2 separate regions of the Homo sapiens genome follow, and region 1 is linked to region 2. The links are chromatin loops, found by intact Hi-C in ENCODE. Cell type or tissue: mammary epithelial cell. All regions are shown on one strand. Each heading gives the region's core, and the rest is flanking DNA. Links, peaks and the distances in the headings are about the cores only.

The links. A loop is a pair of places that touch in the nucleus more often than their neighbours do. Peaks named below come from ENCODE experiments on the same cell type or tissue, not always from the same donor. Only the 100,000 strongest peaks of a DNase experiment are listed, where the experiment ranks them.
Region 1: it touches region 2 in a loop (2.9-fold over the local background); 1 of 110 quality-filtered maps calls a loop at or near these places.

The regions. Positions count from the first base shown.
Region 1 is chr15:47,800,273-47,803,194 of GRCh38, reverse strand. No RefSeq gene overlaps it. Among named protein-coding and RNA genes, the nearest start is that of LINC01491, 45 kb to the left of the region's middle. In mammary epithelial cell, for the core only: no CTCF peak of the experiment used is centred there; a DNase peak (open chromatin) is centred at 1,474; H3K27ac peaks cover 1,571 bases.
Region 2 is chr15:47,386,844-47,389,765 of GRCh38, reverse strand. It overlaps a transcript of SEMA6D not described here. Among named protein-coding and RNA genes, the nearest start is that of SEMA6D, 330 kb to the left of the region's middle. In mammary epithelial cell, for the core only: no CTCF peak of the experiment used is centred there; a DNase peak (open chromatin) is centred at 1,295; H3K27ac peaks cover 716 bases.

The sequences.
Region 1 (2,922 bases), core at 101-2,600, 410 kb before region 2:
CCTACTTAATTCAGAAAAATTGCTTACTTTATTCCAATAATTCCCCTACTCTGACCTGTTCATAGACTTTGTATTTTAACATCAAGGATTCAATTTCTCTCTACTGCTTAAGGAAAAGGCATCTCACAAGTCCTCTCCGGGACAAGTGTCTCAGTGTAGTATAATACCTAACAGCAGTGCCAACAATTAACATCTGACTAGATCATTACTGCTTAAACCCATAGTCTGTTTAACTCCATTTCGGTCTCACAGCAACTCAAGGAGGGAGGCATAACTATTATCCTCATTTTACAGATGAGAAGGCTGGAGCTCAGAGAGGTTAAGTGACTTGCCCAAGGTCACACAACTAGTAACTAGGGGAGCTGTCTCCCTGACCCCTCCCCAAATCTTATATCCTAACTGCCATAATAATGATAATGAACAATAGTAACAATATAAAAACACAGAGCACCTGAGAGATGGAAAGAATTGACTACTAGAAGACATGCACAAGTCTGATTCATGCATAAACAGCTGGATTCAGAACAACTATTATTATTAACAATTCTCTCCTCTCAACCTACTGCTCCCTCTACTATTACTCCCCTGCCCTCATGGACTTCAGCCTTGTTTGTCCCTAGAATAATGAGATGGATTTCCCAAGAATACTGAACCATGTTTTCCAATTTTAAAAACATTTCCTTAAAAATGGAGAGAGTAACCTGCAGTGAAATGATCAGGTGTTCATGCTTGTTGTGGAATCAGCAGCAGCAGAGTCATCAGGGAGAGATGCAGACTCTCAGGACTTGCCCCAGACCTCCTGAATCAGAGTCCAGCATTGAACAAGTCCCCTAGGTGACTGGTCCACACAGTCTGCAGTTCCTAACCAGCTCCCAGGTGAGCCCAACACTGTTGGTCTGTGGATTCTGCTTCAGCAGCAGGGTTCTAGAATGGGTATATCTTCCACTCCTCTGCCAACACACTAGGCTTCAGATCTCAGTGCTGTGGCAGAGCCCATTAAGTTGATCATATCCTATAGTCTATGCTGACTCCTCCTGCCAGCACCTTCCACCTGAGGGAAGGTGGGAGAGCAGGAGAGGCTCTTTGAATCCCTCTAGGCACCTGCCCTGCAGAGGTACCTGGGATTTATGGCTTCAAAAGGGGTCCACTAAGCTTCACAGTGGAAGTCTCTCAGCCTGCCTACTTGTGGCAGTGGGAAAAGTATCTATGAAGCTGGTTCTAGGTGTCTCTCTGTAAAAATGTCAGGGCAGGGAATAACTGGGATAAGCTATGTCTCCAGTAGATCTTATGTCCTTCCAGTGAGTGGCCCTAGAGCTGCATCAGGTAAATATGGCATATTTTATAGAAGGTTGTATAGGACATCCGTCTGGGCATAACTGGCCTCTCCATGTTGATTCTGACATGCCCATTTCCTCTTTGTACACATAAGCCATGCTGCAATTCCCTGTCAACCTGGCCTGTGTCCCAGGGATCTGCCCGCGCTTGTCTATTCTGTGTCAGCTTCCCCCTGCAGCTCTGTTGTGTCTCCTGGTTCCTGGGCTCCTGGCATGGGATCCAATGCCCTGTGTCTGAGTTTTGCTCTCCTGATATTTTATCACCTAGATATCAATCTAGGTGGCAAGCATCCTTTTTCTTGTTGCTTCCTTGACCCTGGAACCAAAAAGGCAATGCAGTTAGAGACACTTGAAGGTCTTGTGTCCCGAGAAGGATTTAATTCATTCAAACCAGAACTGTTATCATTCCACCAGGACAGAATCTTTTTCTCCCTCATGGAGCTTTCCCAATTCAGGATAAAGCATCATCACCGATGTAGTTGCTCATGTTGAAATCCCAGGCAGAATTCATTCCCGAATGCCGCCTTCCATTACGCCCACATCCAGTCCATCAGCAAGGCCTGTCAGCTCTTTTTCCAGAATATGTCTTACGTGTGCACACTGCACTTCCTGTTTATCAACACTGCTCTGATCCACCATCTCTAGGTTATAGCTGTCCCCAACTGGCCTCCCTACTACCAGTCTTGCCCTTCACAAAGAAGCCAGAGTGATCTTCTCAAAATCACTTCTCAGATTATCACTGTAATCTCTCCCCTTCCCCATTTAAAAACACTCAAAATCCAAACAGAACATCATGAACTTTGACCTTTGTCTCCTTCTCTACCTCTATGTCTTCCTATTCATTCATTAAATGAATGAAAACTTCTCAACTCACTCACTCTACTCCAGCCCCATGGGCTCCTCCCATCGATGGGCCTCATTGTGGCCTCTTCTCTCCATCTGAAACTCTCTTTCCAGGATCACGTGGCTAACTTTCTCTGCTGAAGCATAATCTTTGAACAGACCTCAAAGATTTTGTCCAAAGACAGAACCTCCTCTGACCACGTTATCTGAAGCAAGTTGTCATACCAACCTCATATTATAATGTTCTCTAGGCCTGTTGCTACTGGAATCATCTTGTTAATGTTTCTTTTTCTTTGCTCCTGTATATATCACCACTGGAATATGAGCTTTAGAGAGCAATTACCTCATCTATTTTGTTCATACATTATAGATCCTCCACAAACTGAAGGAAATGACGGCAGAAGATATGACAAGTGCCATCTTCATTTCTGTGTTAATTCCTTTATTTTTATTTATTTATTTATTTATTTATTTTGAGATGGAGTCTTGCTCTGTCGTCCAGGCTGGAGTGCATTGGCGCGATCTCCACACACTGCAACCTCCACTTCCTGGGTTCAAGCAATTCTCCTGCCCCAGCCTCCCGAGTAGCTGGGACTACAGGCATGTGCCACCACGCCTGGCTAATTTTTGTATTTTTAGTAGAGATGGGGTTTCACCACGTTGGTCAGGCTGGTTTCAAACTCCTGACCTCAGGTGATCCACCTACTTTAGCCTCCCAAAATGCTGGGATTACAGGCATGAGCCA
Region 2 (2,922 bases), core at 207-2,706:
AGAACTAAAGGGTGACTCCCAAATTTCCAGCCTAAACAACTGGGTGGAGAGTTAAGACACTTCGGGTTTTCTATGTTGCTATTTTTTTCTACAATAATGACTTAAATGGTTATGCAGTCAGTTGACATAGGGTAAGTTACTTAATCATTACTTTATGTTGAAGGTTTGCATTGAAAGTTGATTTGCATCCAGCTTTATCTTTTACCGTAACCTCAATAGTTAACCTCTAAGTACATTAAAGTTTTGTGTATTTTAGATTCTTTTTTAGGGGTGAGTGAGTGGATTCCTAGAAATGGAATAAGTGGGTCAAAGCATTTCAGTGATGTCTTTTTTTTTTCTCCAGAGTTCATTTCTCCTCTAGGCAGAAAGTAGAATGTGAAATGTGGAAGAAATACCTTCACAAAGAACAATGTATTTTGCTTTGGTGAAATGTCAAAGTCTCCTTAAGGTGGCTCCTAATAATAGCAACAGTCAACCTTTATATGATGCTTAATATGTGCCAGACACTATTCTAGGCACTTTATATATGCATTAACTAATGTAGTCTCACAACAGTTCTATAAAGTAGAGACGAATACTATTCCCATTTTACATACGAGAAAACTGAGGGAGAGAAGCTAAGTTGCTTCTAAGAACATGAACAGCTTTATAGAATTCACTGTGTCTGTGGAACAGATGATGCTAAGACATTTGTTTCATGCATTTGTTCACCATAGGTACCTTATTTGGACCCGCAGAAAAAAAACATTACTTACTTTTGCACCAAATAATCCTTATGCTTACTGAAATGGCAGATTTGTATCTGATGAGTTTTGTACCAGATAATCATTGTGTTGCTCCTAAGCAAATGGCAGATTTTTATTGGTAAGATTTTATAACTGATTAAGTTCTACCTCCTAGAAAATCTGGAGCCAAATGTCTAACCCATTTGTGGCAAGTGTCTAAATCTTTATGCCATCATGTTTATCTTCATTCCTGCATCTCCATTATGCCTCCTCCTATCTCCTTTTCTCTTTTACATTTAATTTTAATTTATACAGTGGTGGATTTTATATATCCTTGAAAGCTTCCTGACCGTAAGAGATATAAATAAGTACAGGAGTCTCCCCCTTATTCACAAGAGATATGTTCCAAAACCCCCAGTGGACGCTTGACACCAAAGCCTATATATACTAAGTATACTACGTTTTTTTGATCTGATGGCCAGACAGCTACTAAGTGACTAACAGGTGGGTAGTGCCTGCAGCGTGAATACACTGAACAAAGGGAGGATTCAAGTCCTGGGCAGGATGGAGCTGGGCAGGATGGAGCTGGAAAGCACAGGATTTCATGACACTACCCAGAAGGGCACAAGATTTAAATCTTAGTAATTGTTTATTTCTGAGATTTTCCATTTCATATTTTTGGACTGTGGCCGACTGTAGGTAACTGAAACTGTGGAAAGTGAAACAACAGGTAAAGGAGGGACGACTGCAAACAGACTCAGGGAAGCCAAAAAAATAAAAGAATATCAATATAAAAACAACTCAGGCTGTGTATACAACTTCCCCAGGATTAATTTTATGGGTATATATTCATTGATTGTTTGTTTGCTCTTAACAACCTTCTCTACCACTTTCAATTTTTTAAGGTTGTGCATATTCTATGGATTTGATCAGGAAATGGTGCCTGAAAGAGCTCCCCAGCCCCACTCCTTTCCTACCTATCCCCAGGGAGCCCTAGGACAACTACTAAATAATAAAAATAATAATCCTTAAAATACTAATATAGTTTTTAGACAATAATGGCACTTATTAAGTGCTTACCACTATTCTGAGTATTAGAGCTTAGGCACTATTCTTAGTACTTTATAAAAAATTACTTTATTTAATTCTTACAAAACAACACTATGAGGGTGCTACTCTCATTATGCACAGGTTACAGATGAAGAAACAGGTTTCAGGGAGTTAAGCGACTTCTCCAATGATGCAGAGCTAGTAAGTGGCAGACCTGAATTTTGAACTAGGTTTGTTGAGCGCACAAATCTTTATTGTTAACCACACAATAGTTTCTCATATTCCTGGAATAATGAGATCCCAACTTTATCTAAAATTATTTCTGATTTTTCTTCTTACCTTTGCCTGTCCTGATGTAACTGTTACCTGAACTAATCAGTTAGTCATATAATTAGAAGAAATAAATGAGCATTTACTGAATTTCTCCTTTAGACTAGGTGTGGAACTAGGCACTTTCAACATTATTCATTTAAACCTGACAACAATTTCATGAAGTTGGTATTATTGTTCATATTTTAAACTTGAACATGTTGGGACTCAAAAAGTTTATGGTACTAATACAAGGTCACAAAACTAGTAATGGGCAAATCCAGGGTTGAATCTGAGTTCCTCCAAGTTCATGTTCTGTTTTCTTTCCATTTGTTTCACTAGCAGAGTATAAGCATGACCTTGGGAAAATTACAACTTTAATGCACCTCAACCTTAATATCAGTAAAATGGAATAACAAGGCTTCCCTTAAATTTCCTTGACTGAGTGCTAGAGATGAGCACATATAATTATCAGATAGGGATATGCTTTGGAATTTACTGCCCACTGCCCTTTCTGGGTTACTCTTCACAAAGGATTTTTGGTGTCCTAGAAGGCAACTTACCTCTGGGGATGTGGTCACATCTATAAGCTGACTTTGAGTTATTCTGATAAGGGGAAGCCACTGGGAGCATGATGGAGCCACACGCAGCAGGGCCCGTGCAGTGAAGCACAAGGATGGGCTGCCTCAGTGTGGGCCAACACCCACAATGACAGTGTTTGCAGGGGCAGCGTCGTTGCCACTGCATCCTTCATTGCCATCCCTTACCCCTATTGCATTTGCAAATAAACAAAACACAGATAAATGTTCTTGGCTCTGTGTCTAAGCCCAACTGGCCT